2 separate regions of the Homo sapiens genome follow, and region 2 is linked to region 1. A link is an interaction called in ENCODE POLR2A ChIA-PET data of the cell type or tissue named here. Cell type or tissue: A673. All regions are shown on one strand. Each heading gives the region's core, and the rest is flanking DNA. Links, peaks and the distances in the headings are about the cores only. Region 1 overlaps ALYREF (Aly/REF export factor). Region 2 holds the start of MRPL12 (mitochondrial ribosomal protein L12).

What was found. Peaks named below come from ENCODE experiments on the same cell type or tissue, not always from the same donor. Only the 100,000 strongest peaks of a DNase experiment are listed, where the experiment ranks them.
Region 2: POLR2A ChIA-PET joins it to region 1 with 40 read pairs; 16 of 35 experiments call an interaction of 5 or more read pairs at or near these places.

Annotation. Positions count from the first base shown.
Region 1 is chr17:81,879,838-81,888,626 of GRCh38, reverse strand. ALYREF (Aly/REF export factor) reads left to right here. Exons shown (of 6, transcript NM_005782.4): 4 at 44-107; 5 at 209-386; 6 at 482-792. The coding sequence ends at 496. Among named protein-coding and RNA genes, the nearest start is that of ALYREF, 7.4 kb to the left of the region's middle. RefSeq lists an enhancer at 1-222. In A673, for the core only: no CTCF peak of the experiment used is centred there; no DNase peak of the experiment used is centred there.
Region 2 is chr17:81,698,760-81,707,410 of GRCh38, reverse strand. It overlaps HGS (hepatocyte growth factor-regulated tyrosine kinase substrate), which reads right to left. Exons shown (of 22, transcript NM_004712.5): 19 at 6,811-6,944; 20 at 6,597-6,716; 21 at 6,280-6,366; 22 at 5,290-5,903. The coding sequence ends at 5,793. MRPL12 (mitochondrial ribosomal protein L12) reads right to left here and starts at 4,044. Exons shown (of 5, transcript NM_002949.4): 1 at 3,836-4,044; 2 at 2,981-3,167; 3 at 2,695-2,778; 4 at 371-505; 5 at 1-287. The coding sequence starts at 3,909. The coding sequence ends at 171. RefSeq lists a silencer at 3,677-4,056 and enhancers at 3,957-4,560, 4,547-4,616, 4,561-5,164, 5,769-6,372, 6,373-6,977. In A673, for the core only: a CTCF peak has its summit at 5,371 (motif pointing right); a DNase peak (open chromatin) is centred at 4,050; H3K4me3 peaks cover 3,297 bases; H3K27ac peaks cover 3,889 bases.

The sequences.
Region 1 (8,789 bases), core at 584-8,583:
GAGCCTCTCAATAGAACGTGCCTTCTCGTATTCTTTGCCGCAGGCCGCCCCATGAACATTCAGCTTGTCACGTCACAGATTGACGCACAGCGGAGGCCTGCACAGAGGTGACTTCCGGGGCCTCTGGGGAAGGGGATTGGCCGAGGGTGAGGCTGCGTCGCTCTTAGGGTCCTTCCGGGTGTGTGAACGGTTTCGTCTTCCTTGCTAGCGTAAACAGAGGTGGCATGACTAGAAACCGTGGCGCTGGAGGTTTTGGTGGTGGTGGAGGCACCCGGAGAGGCACCCGCGGAGGCGCCCGTGGAAGAGGCAGAGGTGCCGGCAGGAATTCAAAGCAGCAGCTTTCGGCAGAGGAGCTGGATGCCCAGCTGGACGCCTATAATGCGAGAGTGAGTCCCGGGGGAGCCAGCTGGGGGCCTGGTCAAAGCCGCAGTGGGGAGCAGGCCGCCTGTGAATGCAAGCCTCTTTCTCCTCTGTGTTTCAGATGGACACCAGTTAAACAGACCAGCAAATCCGCGTGCGGAACAGGACCCAGGCGTCTCCTCTTGCTCCCTGGTTGGGGGGCGGTGGCTGGGGCTGTGCGGCCAATGATGGATTTGTTTCTTTTATGTTTTAAAATAGGATTTAAAAACTCATGTAAAGGTTTTTTTTTTTTCTTTTTTTTTTTTTTTAATTCTGAAACAGACCTGTTTTGTACCGAGTTATTTTTGGGATAAATTTTACTGGTTGCTGTTGTGGAGAAGGTGGCGTTTCCACCTTTTCCATAATAAAATAGAAATGTGTGTAGAACTGGAACTGTTTGATTCGTCCCACTGTTGGAGTCCAGGCCTGGGCCAGGATTTTGGTGTCTGTCCAGCTGGGAGGGGGTGGGAGAACCTGAGTTGGGGATGGAGGGAGCAGCCCCATCTGGTGTTGGACACCTGAAGTTGGCATGGGTTGTGGGGGTGGCGGGGGGTCCCCGCTCCTGGAGGGCCGAAGCTGCCTGTCTTCTTTCTTATCTTCTTTCCTGCCTCACACCTAACACCTTCCTCTCTAACTCACCAGGTGGGAGGACACCTTTGCCCGGGAGCCACCTGTTGACCCTTGTGCCTGTGCCTCCAGGTGAGGGGAGGTTGGGGTGGGATGGCTGCCCTGTGTGCCGTCCACAGGCTTCCCACAGCCAGAACATCTCTGGGCTGTTCCTTTCCTTCTTGTACTCTGGTTTTCAGAGAAACGTGGATTCAGCAGTTTTGACTTTGTAGTGTAATTCCTTTTTCTGTTTGTTTTTTTGTTGTTGTTTTTAACCTTGCCACGGAGCAAGGCATGAGGATCCTCTCTTAGTTGTATATTTGATGAAGTGGCTGGTGGAAGCTGTGATAATCCGTCCATTTAAGAGTGGGGCGGCTGGGCGCGGTGGCTCACGCCTGTAATCCCAGCACTTTGGGAGGCTGGGGCAGGCAGATCACCTGAGGTCAGGAGTTCAAGACCAGCCTGGCCAACATGGCGAAACCCCGTCTCTACTAAAAATACAAAATTAGCTGGGTGTGGTGGTGCATGCCTGTAATCCCAGCTACTTGGGAGGCTGAGGCTGGAGAATCGCCTGAACCAGGGAGGTGGAGGTTGCAGTGAGCCGAGATTGTGCCATTGCACTCCAGTCTGGACAACAAGAGTGAACTCCGTCTCAAAAAGGAGTAGGGCAACGCCTGATACCTGTAATCCCAGCACTTTGGGAGGTCAGGGCAGAAGGATCTCTTGAGCCCAGAAGTTCGAGACCAGCCTAGGCAACATGGCAAAACCCTATCTCTACTAAAAATACAAAAGTTAGCTGAGTGTGGTGGCGTGCTCCTGTGGTCTCAGCTATTCTAAAGGCTGAGGTGGGAGGATCGCTTGAGCCCTGGAGGTTGAGGCTGCTGTGAGCCATTATCATGCCACTGCACTCCAAGCTGGGCAGTGGAGAGAGAGCCTTGTGCCCCCTGATGCTGGGTTGGTGACAGCACTTTGAGAATGAGATGGGAAGGGGGACAAGGGAGCTCCAGAGTTCTGCCTGACCCCACTGTCCCACAGCTGGGATGTAAGGAAGCCCAGGGCAGTGGGCAGTGGTAGTGGAGAGACAGACAGGAATGCATGCCGTGTCTGCAGAAACCTTTCCCTGCACCAGCGGCTCCTGCGGGCACACATCCCAGGCTAAGCTTGCTTCCACGCTGGGATGGGCCTGGCTGAGTCATGGGCAAGGGAGTGTGACTAAGGGTGGTTCTTTCGCTGTCGGTCACAGATGTCACTACAGATCAGCAGCTGCCATCTAAGCAGCTTGCCCAATGCCAGCCAGGGCCACAGTCTAGGAACCCAGATGAACAGGATGACTAATCTTGGCCCTTCCAGAAGCCCAGTCTAGCAGGAGAAAGGATTACTAAGTCCCCAGCTGTAGTCGCTGTGAATGTGACAGAAAATGTCACCAGTGCAGTGAGTTAGAGTCAGGTTATCCCCAAGCAGGTGCCCTTGGCCCGGGCCTCGGTGTTGGAGCAAGGCCTGAGCAGGCCCATGCCAGGCAGGGGGTCTGCTCTCTGGGGCCGTGCTAGGACTGGCTCCCTGCTGCTTAGGAAGTGGAGAGGGCACCTGATGGACTGGTGTGGTCAGCCCCTGCAGGGTGTGACAAATGACAGGACTGACAAGCAGCATTGCTTTGGTTGTGCAGTAGTGGTGTAACAGGCATTTGGAGGGAGGAATGACCAGGATTTGGGACTTCCTGGCATTCTCGGGAGTGAGGGGCATGGGAATGAAGTAATATGAGGCCTTGGGGAACTGGGTGGGTAGGTGTCACTGGAGAGAAGGCCCCAGGAAGGAGCCAGCTGAGGGGCGTCAGCATTGGACAGGCTGGGCAGAGGCACCAGCTGGCCCGCAGGAGAGCGTTGCCTAGAGCCGGACCTCTCCAGTTTGTCAGCTGATAGCACGTGGACACGTCGAAGTCGTGTCCATATGTGGCATGGTCTTGGGAGGGTTGGAGGTAAAGGAAGTAGAGAGAATGATGTCATAGAAGCAACAGCTGGTATTTGCTGGGGGGCCAGTGGTGGGGTCATTGAGGCAGGTGCTGCCGAGTGGTCAAAGGAGAATGACCTGATTCTGTGCCTGTGGTGGAGGTGGGGCTGGCCATTTATAACTAGGATAGAGGCTGGGTCTGGAAGCCACCGGGGCTTCTGGTGGGCAGCAGGTCAGGTAGCTGGGCTGAGCCTCATCATACCCAATCTTCATTTCCTTATTCATAAAACACAAAACCTTATTTTACTTCCAAGGCCAGAGGACTATTTAATTTATTGTTCCAGCAGGGTGCTTGTGAGAGAAAGAAGAGCAGGGCTCTTCCACTGACTGCACAGACAGCAAGTAGACATGAGGCCTTGGCCAGCTGGGCTGTCTGGTCCCCTCTTGAAGGGTGCTGCCAGTCCTCCGGGCACAGGGCCTTGCAGGGCGGACACTCCACACTGCCCAGTGCCCTGCTGCCCCCCACATGGTGACTGAGTGATGCTTTGCTCAGACAGCGAGCTATGGCTGACAAACTGAACTGGCAGCCTGTGCCCCATGGGCACTTGGGGAACCCCCTCTGCCTCTGGCTGTCCTGTGGTTCCATGGTGCCATGCACCTGTAATCCCAGCTACTCCGGAGGCTGAGGCAGGAGAATCGCTTGAACCCAGGAGGTGGAGGTTGCAGTGAGCCGAGATCGCGCCATCGCACTCCAGCCTGGGTGAAAAAGAGCACAACTCCATCTCGGGGCAAAAAAAGAAAGCACAGGGATTGGCCCAGGTTGGACACATGACTTAAGTGTCGACAAGCGAAATTACACTCAGGGTGGGGAGAAAAGGGAAGCCCTGTTCTTCCTGGTCCCTTTCCCTGGCCGGCATGGGCTGAGAGTAGGAACTGGCCAGCCCCGGGCAGGAGAGGCAGCATTCCTGTGGGACTTGGAGCTCTTCCAGGGTGGCTCATGGTCTGCCCAGCTCCGTCTTCAGCCTGAGGTCCCTGGAGAGGGTCTCGGATGTGAGCGTGCACACGCTCCCACAGTGCTCTGGTTTCTGGCTGGTGTGCACGGAGATCTAAGGAGCAGTCTACACTGGGCAGCTGATTGAATCCTGTTCAGCCTCACGTGGGTTAAAGGGCTACAGTGTTGCTCTCAGACATCCTTTTAGATCTCATGAGATGGCTATGTCTGTACCTGGCAACAGAGTTGTCATGTAAATGGTAACTTTTGGTTCTTAACATGCAGTGAACTGATGGTCTAATATAGGAAACATACAAGTGATAGGTTGCAGTGTAGCCTAATGGGAGTGGAGTGTGGGGCATGGTTGGAACTCAAGCTGCAAGAGCACGCCTCTCTCAGGTTGCACAAATGGTCAGCCAGTGTCTGAGGCTGCACCTCTGCTGGATGTTCTACATACATTTCATTTACCTCTCAGCAATCTAGGGATACAGTCTTTCATTTTAGAGGTTGTTTTTTCGTTTTTTGTTTTTTTCTTTTGAGATGGAGTTTCGTTCCTGTTTCCCAGACGTGTGTGGTGGCATGATTTCACCTCACTGCAACCTCCGCCTCCCGGGTTGAATCGATTCTCCTGCCTCAGCCTCCTGAGTAGCTGGGACTACAGGCACCCGCCACCATGCCCAGCTAGTTTTTCGTATTTTTAGTAGAGATGGGGTTTCACCGGGTTAGCCAGGATGGTCTCGATCTCCTGACCTCATGATCCGCCCAGCTGGGCCTCCCAAAGTGCTGGGATTACAGGCATGAGCCACTGCGCCCAGCCTATGGTTTTTTTTGTTTTTGTTTTTTTGAGACGGAGTCTTCCTCTGTCACACAGGCTGGAGTGCAGTGGCGCAATCTCCACTCACTGCAAGCTCCGCCTCCCAGGTTCACGCCATTCTCCTGCCTCAGCCTCCCGAGTAGCTGGGACTACAGGCGCCCGCCACCACGCCCGGCTTAATTTTTTGTATTTTTAGTAGAGACGGGGTTTCACCGTGGTCACCAGGATGGTCTCGATCTCCTGACCTCGTGATCCGCCCCCCTCGGCCTCCCAAAGTGCTGGGAATACAGGCGTGAGCCACCGCGCCCGACCGGGTTTCTTTTTTCAAGAGACAGGGTCTTGCTCTCTAGGCTGGAGTGTGGTAGCTCAATCATAGCTTACTGTAAATGCAAACTCCTGGGCTCAAGCAATCTTCCCACCTCAGCCTCCCAAGTAGCTGGGACCACAGGCACATGCCACCACGCCCAGCAAGTTTTTTTATTTTCTTTTTTTTTTTTTTTTGAGATGGAGTTTCACTCTTGTCACTTGGGCTGGAGTGCCATGGCGCAATCTCGGCTCACTGCAACCTCCGCCTCCTGGGTTCAAGCAATTCTCCTGCCTCAGTCTCCCAAGTAGCTGGGATTACAGGTACCTGCCACCTTGCCCGGTTATTTTTTTTTTCTTTTTCTTTTTTTTTTTTTTTTTGAAGCAGAGTCTTGCTCTGTTGCCCAGGATGGAGTGCAGTGGCGCGATCTCGGCTCACTGCAAGCTCCGCCTCCTGGGTTCTTGCCAATCTCCTGCCTCAGCCTCCTGAGTAGCTGGGACTACAGGCAGCAGCCACCATGCCCAGCTAGTTTTTTGTATTTTTAGTAGAGATGGGGTTCCACCTTGTTAGCCAGGATGGTCTCTATCTCCTGACCTCGTGATCTGCCCGCCTCAGCCTCCCAAAGTGCTGGGATTACAGGTGTGAGCCACTGCGCCTGTCCCCAGCCAGCATTTTTAAGGTGCATCTGTGCTGTACCATGTCTAAGACTGTTCCTTTTTATGGCCGACTACTGACATGGATATACCGCATATTTTTTTTTTGTCCATCTGTTCATGGACATTTGGGTTGTCTCCACTCCGTGGCTTTATAAGAATAATGCTGCTGTGAACATTTTTGTATACATTTTATATTAACATCTTTTCAATTCTCGAGTAGAATTGCCGGGTCATGAGGTAACTGTTTAATTTTTTGAGGAACTGCCAGACTTTTCCAAAGCAGCTGCAGCATTTTATATTTCTACCAGCAATGTATGAGGGTTCCAATTTCTCCACATTCTCACCAACACTTACCTTTTTTAGTTTAGTCATCCTACTGGGTGTGAAGTAATATCTCATTGTGATTTTGCTTTGCAGTTTCTTCTTTGTAATCTTTTTTTTAAATGTCTTTAATCTCTCTTTTTTTTTTTTTTTTTTTTTTTTTTTGAGACAGAGTCTCGCTCTGTAGCCCAGGCTGGAGTGCAGTGGTGCAATCTCAGCTCACAACAGCCTCTGCCTCCCGGGTCCCCGTTCAAGCAATTCTTCTGCTTCAGCCTCCCAAGTGGCTGGGATTACAGGCACGTGCCGCCATGCCCAGCTAATTTTTGTATTTTTAGTAGAGACAGGGTCTCACCATGTTGGCCAGGCTGGTCTTGATCTCCTGACCTTGTGATCCGCCCACCTCGGCCTCCCAAAGTGCTGGGATTACAGGTGTGAGCCACCGCGCCTGGCCCTCAATCTCTATCTTTTTTATATCTGGATTGAATAGACTTTACCATGGATAAATCTCCACCCTGGCAGATTTAGGACTTTACTTGGAAATACAGATATTCTAAATGGAATTAAATGTCCTATTATCAGTGGCATTCATCACATTCAACAAAATAGCATCATAAAAGGTTGATATTGTTGAGCGTAATGAATACCTGAACTCCAGTTACATAAAGATGAGGATCATGTCTCTTCATATTACCTTAATGTCATTACATTTTGTAGAAAAACTTGTCTCAGGCTGGGCGCAGTGGCTCACGCCTGTAATCCCGGCACATTGAGAGGCTGAGGCAGGCAGATCACAAAGTCAGGAGATCGAGACCATCCTGGCTAACATGGTGAAACCCCGTCTCTACTATAAATACAAAAAATTAGCCAGGCGTGGTGGCGGGCCCCTGTAGTCCCAGCTACTGGGGAGGCTGAGGCAGGAGAATGGCGTGAACCCAGGAGGCGGAGCTTGCAGTGAGCCAAGATTGCACCACTGCACTCCAGCCTGGGTGACAGAGCGAGACTGTGTCTCAAAAAAAAAAAGAAACTTGTCTCAAAAGTGCTATGATATTCTTCCTGAAATGGACATTGTAGCATCTCAATATCTTTTTTAAAAAACTAAATTTTTGAAAAATTGTGTTTTGAGACAAGGTCTCCCTCTGATGTCCAGGCTAGAGTGCAGTGGCGCAAACACAGCTCACTGCATCCTGGAACTCCCGGGATCAAGGGATCTCCCACCTCAGCCTCCTTAGTAGCTGGGACTACAGACACCCACCACCGCGCCTGGCTGATTTTTAAAACTTTGTATAGATGGGGTCTCACTATGTTGCCCAGGTTGGTCTTGAACTCTTGTGCTCCAGGGATCCTCCTGCCTTGGTCTCCCAAAGTGTTGGAATTACAGGCCTGAGCCACCACACCGAACATAGCCTATTAATGTCAGCCTATTTCTCTATTTATGAATTTTCTGAAGTGTTATTTTTATATTCAGATTTATAGAAGCTTTTGTCTTTTATGACCTTGACACTTTTAAAGGGTACTCTCAGCTATTTTGTAGAATGTCCCTCACACTGGGGACTCTGACCTTATGACTGGACAAGGTTTTGTTTTTTGTTTTTTTTTTTTTTTTTGAGACGGAGTCTTTCTCTGTCTTCTAAGCTGGAGTGCGGTGGTGTGATCTCAGCTCACTGCAATCTCTGCCTCCCAGGTTCAAGCGATTCTCCTTCCTCAGCCTCCTGAGTAGCTGGGATTTTAGGCACCCGCCACCACACCCGGCTAATTATTGTATTTTTATTAGAGACAAGGTTTCACCATGCTGGCCAGGCTGGTCTTGAACTCCTGACCTCATGATCCATCCGCCTTGGCCTCCCAAAAGTGCTGGGATTACAGGCCTGAGCCACCACGCCCTGCTGGTTTATTTTATTTTTTGGCATGAATACCACAGCTGGGATGTCATCTTCTCAATGCATAGTGGAGATATGCAATGTCAGTCTGTCCAACTCCTGGTCCTGTTAGTTCAGGTGGTGGCAGCGGCTGCCGGGGCTTCTCCCCTACATAGTTACTGTTTTCCCTTTGTCATCCATAAATACCTTGGGGAGATACTTCCAGACTAAGTGAATGTCTGTTTCACTTCCAAGTTTTACCCACTTTTTTTTTTTTTTTTGAGATGGAGTCTCACTTTTGCCGAGGCTGTAGTGCAATGGCGCCATCTCAGCTCACTGCAACCTCCGCCTCCCAGGTTCAAGCAATTCCCCCGTCTCAGCCTCCCAAGTAGCTGGGATTACAGGCACGCGCCACCATGCCCAGGTAATTTTTTTTATTTTTAGTAGAGACGGGGTTTCACCGTGTTGCCCAGGCTGGTCTCCAACTCCTGAGCTCAGGCAGTCCACCTGCCTCAGCCTCCCAAGGTGCTAGGATTACAGGCGTGAGCCACCGTGCCCGGCCTACCCACTAATTAATTTCAGCATCCACTGGTGGGTCTTGCAATGCAGTAATTATTAACTTAGTTTTCAAAGGTGATTTTTGCATTTTCCTCATTCCTTTGACGTTTATTAATTGGAATTCATCTCTAAGAAAGAGCAGTCCCTTCAGCTTTTTTCCCTTTTTTTTTTTTGAGACAGGGTCTTGCTCTGCGGCTCAGGCTGCAGTGCAGTGGCTCGATCACGGCTCACTGCAGCCTCGACCTCCCGGGCTCACGTGATCTCCCATCTCAGCCTCCTGAGTAACCAGAACCACAGGTGCTCACCACCATGCCCAGCTGACTTTTTGTATTTTTTGTAG
Region 2 (8,651 bases), core at 652-8,651, 180 kb after region 1:
CCCGCCACAGTAGGTCTGTGCGGCCTGTCCGGCCCCGCTGCGTGGCGCAGGCAATTCTCCCAAACGGCTCCACTGGGCGCCTGGTGCTGGGGGCGGAGCCAGTGACCACGGGAGGGCGGGACCTCGCCCGGGGCCCAGGACCCCTGAACACAAGTCCTCCGAGCTGGAGGCTACTCCAGAACCACGGTGCCGCCCACCGCCTCCAGGGCCGCCTTGATCTTCTCCGCCTCAGCTTTGGCGACATTGGCTTTGATTTCCTGGGGCAGGGACTCCACCAGCTTCTTTGCCTGCCAGAGAGAGCAAAGTCAGGGACTGGGGGCCCTGGCCACCACAACGGAACCTGCCTCGGAACCCCCACCGCGGCACAGACCTGGACGAGGTTGATGCCTTGGATGTAGTTCTTGATTTCCTTGATCAGCTTCACTTTGTCCACGGGCTTCGCCTCGGTCAGGCGGACGGTGAAATGTGTCCGTTCTTTCGCTATGGGGATATCTTCTTCCACCGCCTTAGGGAGCAGGAAAGAAGGGGAGCCAGGTGACAAAGGGCTGGGGGGAGCTAACGCCTCCACTGCTGGGCCACCCCAGTCTAAAGCCCCAAAGGGAGGTGCAGCGGAGGCCCCAGCGAAGCCTGGAGTTGGAAGTCACGTCTCCCAACTCATCAATCCTTAACCAGCTGGTGCTTTTTCTTTTCTTTTCTCTTTTTTTTGAGACGGAGTCTCACTCTGTCATCCAGGCTGGAGTGCAGTGGTGCGACCTCAGCTCACTGCAACCTCCACCTCCTGGGTTCAAGCGATTCTCCTGCCTTGGCCTCGCGAGTCCAGCTGGTGCTTTTTCTCTCATGCTAGTCAGAGGCAGGTCTGCCCAATAACTCTTTGTAACATGCCTCGGACGGGAGTGGTGGCTCCGGTGGCTCACGCCTGTCATCCTAGCGCTTTGGGAGGCCAAGGCGGGTGGATCACTTGAGGTCAAGTTTGAAACCAGCCTGACCAATATGGTGAAACCCTGTCTCTAGTGGTGCGCGCCTGTAATCCCAGCTACTCGGGAGGCTGCGGCATGAGAATTGCTTGAACCCGGGAGGCGGGGGCTGAGATCGCGCCATTGCACTCCAGCCTGGGTGACAGAGTGAGACTCGGTTTCATAAATAAATAAAAACATGCTTCACAGTCCTTCCCTCAATACTCTACTCCCCTCTCGCTTAGAAAGCGTAACTTATGAGACAGGAAAGAACGACACCAAAAGTGCTTTGTAGATAAAAGCAGCGCCATTCCTTTCTCAGCCACACTGCAGTGCACGTGTGCCGAGAAAATGACAACCCGCCATGGGACTGACGGGCACGCTGCGCTTCTGACGTGGCGCATGGAGACCCAGCACCACCCGAGGGCAGGGGGCTGCGTGTCCCCACGGCCTGGGAAGGCTATTAATAACATCTTCTCCCTCCTCAAAAGCAATCCAGTTTACACAACAGGCTCTACAGTAATCCCAGCTATTCTTACCCAAACGCTCGGCCTGAATCTAATCAGCCTTTAAACTACCTTCCAGTTCTCAGGCATGAGTGATGCTGCCCCATGGGCACCCCACGCATCTGGAACATGGGACACTCTACAGTACACAACCTGGTTCCCCAGTGGGGGAAAGGGGCTGAGGGGAGGGCTCCGGTGGAGAGGTTCACGCAACCCGATGACCAAACGCAACTGGCGGCTTCAAGTTCACTGGTTTCCTTGCAAAGACCCAAGGACGGAGCTGCTTGTTACACCCCTTCGCCTGCGCCAGCCTGTACCTCGCTGCTGCTCCCTGAATTGTCAGACACCCTCTTGCCTGGTGACCTTGGTGCCTCCCCGTCCTCCGCCAGGAAGGCCGTGCTCTCTTCTACAATGTCTGCCTCCTCTTTGAAGCCCACCTTGAACTTGGAACTCTCCCTCCCACCTTGAGCCTCTTCCCTCCTTTTCCCCACAATGCTTACAATGTTCTATTTGGTATAATTTCTTCCTTTCTTTTTCCTCTTTTTTTTTTTTTTTTTTTTTTGAGACAGGGTCTTGCTCTGTTGCCAAGTTGGAAGGCAGTAGTATGATCTTGGCTCACTGCAACCTCCGCCTCCCTGGTTCAAGCAATTCTCTTGCCTCAGCCTCCCAAGTAGCTGGGATTACAGGCACCTGCCACCACGCCGGCTAATTTTTGTATTTTTATTTATTTATTTATTTTTATTTTTATTTATTTATTTTGTTTGTTTGTTTGAGACAGTCTCCCGGGTTCAAGCTATTCTCCTGCCTCAGCCTCCCGAGTAGCTGGGATTACAGGCATGTGCCACCAGGCCCAGCTAATTTTTTTTTTTTTGTATTTTTAGTAGAGACGGGGTTTTACCATGTTGGCCAGGCTGGCCTCGAACTCCTGACCTCAAGTGATCCACCCGTCTCGGCCTCCCGAAGCGCTGGGATTACAGGCGTGAGCCACCACGCCCAGCCTCTTTTTCCTCTCTCAGCTTAGTGTCTGTTTCCCTCCATTAGAAACATGGTCTCCACATGCAAAGTCGTGCACATCCGTGGCAGGGAGTAGGTCCCAGGAGGCTGCAGGATGCCGCACAGGTGTGCAGGCTGCAGACAATGACGGTAGCTGCAGAACCTGAGATACGGGACCACGGCACATGAGGCCACAGGCGAACTGGGCACCCCAGAAATGCCTCATTCTGCCCAGGACTCACCTCCTGGGCTGCTGCAGCAGGGACAGCCCCAGACATCACACCACCCATCGGCACAAGCCCGACATCCTGGATCTTCAACGTTTTCTGCAGAGATAGAGAACAGTGTCCACAGCTGGCCCTCACACCAGCCGGAACCTACTGAGGAGGGGCAACTAGCCTGGCATGGACCTTGCACCTGGACAAACACACTTTTGACAATTTACCAAACTCCCAAAATACACCAGGAACAAAACACAGGGGCCCTGAAACTTCCAGCCCCTGGGTCTGTGCCACCCTCTCACGATACCTTCAGGAGCTCGTTGAGGTCTGAGATTTCCAAGAGAGTGAGGCTGGCGATGTCCTGGACCAGCTGCTGTATCTTGGGGGGGTACTCCTTGGGGGCGTTATCCAGGGGTGCACCAGCGAGGGCCTCACACCTCTGATGGCCGCTGCTCCTCATATGTCGCACGGCACAGACACATGGCACCTGTCGCCTAGCCCCCACCCCCAATTAAAACAGACTTGTCAGTCCTGGAATGGAAGGGGCTGCAGAAACCAGAGGGGCAGGACAACTGGGGGACTGGTGGGTGCCATAAGCTCAGGCTGGTAATCACTAGGGCCGGAAATTACCTAGCTCCTTGGTCCCAGTCCAGGGTTCTCAGACCTCAAGGGGTCCGTATTGATAAGATTTGCAAGTTACTTTAAATTCTTCAAAGAGCCTTAGAAAGCCACGTGTTTATTTGCAGCCATACCACTCAAACCTCAAGTTTCTGGTTTGAATGAACTACATCAACCCAGCGGTGGCGAAACTATTACTTAGGTGCATCTTCCTGCGCAAAGCCTCCCAAAACATGGGGGCCCCTGGCCGCAAAACGCCGCACCCACGGATGGGCCTTTGCTGCGGAAAAGGCTGAGGCCAAGGGAGGAGCAGGGAATCGTCCAAGGTCATCTGGGGCCGACCCCGGCGCTTTCCACGGCCCAGGAGGGAAGGGGCGTGCGCACCGGGAGGCCTCCTCCCCGCGCCCCCGATGGGACCCCCAAGCCCGGCCTGGCCGCTGCAGGGAGGCCGGCCCCGCCGCCCTCCTCGCCCGGATCGACCCCTCAGTGCCCGGCTGCCCCCTAACCCGCCTGCCGGCCCGGACCGCCCCAGGATCCCGCGTACCTGGCAAGGCGGAACGCAGCGGCCCGAAGCCCAAGGCAAGGCCCCCACAGGGGGCGAGCGGCCGCCGGCAGCATCGGTCCGCGGGCTGGAAGGTCACACGCGGTTCCCCGGGAGGAGGCGACGCTCTAGCCGCCTCGGCCGCCGGGCATTCGAGCTGGGGAGGAACGCTCTAGCCGCCACGGCTGCCGGGCATTCGAGCCGGAAATGACGCTCTAGCCGTACCTCGCGCTAGCCTCGTCTCACCCTGAGATTACCCACAAGGCGGCGCGCTGCGCAGACGCAAAAGCGTCGTCTGTGGCGGCAGCTAGACATCGGGCGACCCTCGTCCCGCCAGGTTTTGGGGTCGCGCAAACGAGCGACGGGGGCTGGGGCTCCGGATTCAGGTGTTCTTTCTTCAGCGCTCACGGGTTTCTGTCCGTACGCGATGCGAGCGAACGTCGCGGTCGAGGCTAGGGCCCCGAAGCCCGCAGTAATCCACGTCTCCCGCCCGCTCCGGGCCCCCAGTGCCGCCGTCGCGGGCGGAGGCGCGAGGTCTGGGCTTTGGCGCCTTCGCAGCCGCAGGCGACATCCTCTTTCCTAGCTAAAGCCCCAAACGCCCAGGTGGCTTCCTGGGAGAGCACGGCTGAGCCTCCGCCTTCAGATCAGAACAGGCAGAGCCTCCAAGGGCGGCTTGGGCCCAGTGCCTGCTTATCCTGCCCGTCTCTCCACACTTCTTCTTTCCCTGTCCGTTGGAGTCCATTCCTTCCTGGAAAAGCCAAAGCCGCGCTCCCCTAAGAGGCCTGGATGTGAAGGTGAGTGAGACGCCCTGGCCTCTGGGTGCAAAGGCCGGCGCCTGCCGCTTTCAACACTCAGGAGGCGCGTTTCAGCCCCGCTGGCCCCCGGCCGCAGACTCGGAGCGCTGAGCTCCCACCGTTCCCATCACCCGACTCCCTTCCCAGGAATGAGGAGCACCCGGGAAGCTTCAGCCACTACACGAAGGAGGCGCCAAGCCCAAACTCCTCCCCAGCTACCGGCGGGGTCAGTGCAGAGCCGCGGAGGGCACACATGAACCCTGGCACGCAGCCTCAGGGAGGGGCAGGCTGGAAATGACCCTGCCTGCAGCTGGGCCATCAGCCTGACCACCTGCCCCCTGAGCAAACGTTGATGCAGGTCGGGCGCGGTGGCTCATGCCTGTAATCCCAGCACTTTAGGAGCCCGAGGCAGGTGGATCACCTGAGGTTAGGCGTTCACGACCAGCCTGGCCAACATGGTGAAACACCGTCGCTACTAAAAATACAAAAACTAGCCAGGCATGGTAATGGGGTGCACCTGTAGTCCAGCTACTCGGGAGGCTGAGGCCCGAGAATCGCTTGAACCCAGGAGGCGGAGCTTGCAGTGAGCGGAGATCACCACTCCAGCCTGGGTGACAGAGTGAGACTCCATCTCAAAAAAATTAATTAAAGAAAAAACGCTGATGCTTTCTGAAATACATTTTATTATCGCTGTACCATTCTGGGGCACTGGAGATGGCAGCTGAGAAGCAGAGAAGCTGGAGACCTGAAGCCTCCACCCTTGGCTGTGGCTGCCGAGAGAGGCCCCTGCAGAGGGAGCCCCAGGCCACACCCAGACACCACAGCCAGCTCACAGTGCGGCCAGAGGGCACAGGCTGCTTGGGGGGTGAGGGTCCCCATTCCTGCCACCTCTCACAGACCATGACCCACAGGGCTGGGGGCTTCCCCTGGGAGAAAGTCCTTCCCTCCCCATGGCCCAGCCCTGGGGAAAGAAAGCAGAGACTAACTCAGGGACTGCAGTAGGCTGAGGACAAGGGAGGTGGGCTTGGGGTGAAGGCCCCCCCTCACTCGCAGAGAAGGGACACTACCGGCAGTAGAGGACAGGGAGGCAGGACGACGGCAGTTAGAGACGAGGCGTTTCAGGTGAACTGTATGTAGTGTTACTCCGGACGTGAGCATGGCCTGGGTCAGTCGAATGAAATGAGCTGGGCCTCGCTGCCCTGTGCCGGCGGCCCCTGTGCCTGCGGTTGCTGGGCCACGGGGGGCTGCTGCTGGGGGGGACCGCCAGAGGGTGCCATCTGTGCAGGAGGAAAGCAGGCATGGCCCTGGTCCTCCCTTCCCCAGCCCAGGGAGGAAGGCTTTTGTCCCAGCAGAGCCACAGACCCACAAGTGCTTGTAATCCATGTCCACGGACTGCAGCTCATGCAGCCAGCTCATGCGGCCTTTGCCTTTCAAGTAAATTCACGGTTTTTCCTGTCTACACTTGCGGATGCGCGTATCTGCCCTGAGACTTGTGTCCTCGTTCTGTCTGCTGAGAAGGGGCCTCGGGTATGCGTCTCCCCCTGTGAGCAGACGTACGGGACAATCCCCACTGGGGCCAGGGGTCCCATTGCTAAACCGTGAAGCCTGAGGGTGCCCTGCGGGTGCCGCTGTGAGGCCCCGGGAATGGCTCACCTGCTGGTACATGGGCTGCTGCCCCGCGATGTAGGGCTGCTGGGGTGGCAGAGACGCATCCTGGCTTGGGAGGGTGGTCATGAGATTCTGTTGTGAGAAGACGTCAGATGTGAGAGAGTAGCCCTGTGACCAGGCAGGCGGGGATGTTTCTGGCTTGCAACAATCCAAAGGTGACCACAGGGAGCACCCAGAGAGTGGAGGGGGAGGAGCAGAAGGGGTGGAGCCCACCCAGTGCCTGCCAGCCTCACCAAAGGACCCTCAGCATCATCAACTGCTCCCCCACCCTGGCCCCCAGCAGGGCCTGGAGGTCACTGTACCTGCATGTTGTAAGGCTGGTAGCCCATGGAGACTGACTGGCTCCCCATGTAGCCCATGGTGCTGGACTGCGGAGGCTGAGAGATGGCCGGGAGGCTCTGTGGGGCCTGGGAGGCCACGTTCTGCGGAGGGAATGAGTGCCATGGGAGAAGGGGCTGGGGCTGGGGCTGGGGCTGGGGCTGGCCCTGGAAGGAGAGGAGCGGCCTTCCTGTGTACCTGGTAGCCCGCTGTGGGAGTAGGCTGGTAGGATGAGTAAGCGGGGCTGGCGGTGGGTCCGGCCTGGGCCTGGGGGGCCGCCTGCGCCCCAGTGGCCCCTGCTGGGTACATGTAGGCACTCACCATGCTGGGATCTGTGACAAACAAGACAGGGGAGATGGTTCAGCCAGGGCAACAGGGAGGAGAGGAAGGGACACCCTACTCTTGAGTTTTACTTTTTTTTTTTTTTTTTTGAGATGGAGTCCTGCTCTGTCACCAGGCTGGAGTGCAGTGGCACAATCCTGGCTCACTGCAACCTCTGCCTCCCGGGTTCAAGCGATTCTCCTGCCTCAGCCTCCCGAGTAGCTGGGATTACGGGCGTACGCCACTACGCCCGGCTAATTTTTTTTTGTACTTTTAATAAAGATGGGGTTTCATCATGTTGGCCAGGATTGTCTTGATCTCCTGACCTTGTGATCCGCCCGCCTCGGCCTCCCAAAGTGCTGGGATTACAGGCGTGAGCCACCGCGCCCGGCCGAGTTTTACTTTTTTTTTGAGATAGTCTGTCACGCAGGCTGGAGTGCAGTGGCGCGATCTCAGCTCACTGCAACCTCTGCTTCCTGGGTTGAAGCAATTCTCCTGCCTCAGCCTCCCGAGCAGCTGGGATTACAGGCGTGCACCACCACACCCAGCTAAGTTTTTGTATTTTTAGGAGAGACGGGTTTCACCATGTTGGTCAGGCTGGTGTCAAACTCCTGACCTCAGGTGATCCACCCGCCTCGGCCTCCCGAAGTGCTGGGATTATAGGCGTGAGCCACCGCCCGGCCAGGAGTTTTCCTTTTTGTTGTGACTTTTGGAACCAAGTTCAGGTTTCACGTTTCTAAAAAAAAGGAACATAGGCGGGGCGTGGTGGCTCATGCTTGTAATCCCAGCACTTTGGGAGGCCGAGGCAGGCGGATCATGATGGCAGGAGTTCGAGACCAGGCTGTCTAACATAGTAAAACCCTGTCTCTAATAAAAATACAAAAACTAGCTGGGCATGGTGGCAGGCGCCTGTAATCCCAGCTACGCAGGAGGCTGAGGCAGGAGAATTGCTTGAACCTGGGAGGCGGAGAATGCCGTGAGCTGACGTCGCACCACTGCACTCCAGCCTGGGCGACAGAGCGAGACTTCGTCTCAAAAAAGAAGATAAACCAACAAGGATGGGAGGAGAATCCTAGAATGGAATGAAATCAGAAAAAATGAACCAAACTGTATTTGAAATGAGTGACATGGTCTGACCAATGGGATGGGATAGTGAATTCCAGTAACTTCTGAACCCAAAATCTGGACTCCACGGCCTCAGGCTACAAATGACAAGAACTACAGACAAATGTTACACTCCAGTTAGGAGGCATCGTCTCCACAGTGGGCCAGGTTAGCATTCTTAAAACTACTTTTTGTGTATTCTAGGGCTGAGCAATTGAGTATATTGAAAACAATGCAAAAGAAAACTGTGCTATTGGATTAAAATTGCAAGTACTGGAATTAACTCATGGATTTTTTTTTTTTTTTTGAGACGGAGTCTCGCTCTGTCACCCAGGCTGGAGGGCAATGGCATGATCTTGGCTCACTGCAAGTTCCACCTCCCAGGTTCCAGTGATTCTCTTGCCTCAGCCTCCCAAGTAGCTGGGATTACAGGTGTGCACCATCACGCCTGGCTAATTTTTGTATTTTTAGTAGACGGGGTTTCACCATGTTGGCCAGGCCAGTCTCCAACTCCTGACCTCAGGTGAGCCACGCGCCTTGGCCTCCCAAAGTGTTGGGATTACAGGCATGAGCCACCGCACCTGGCTGCACTCACGGTTTTTATCATATACAAA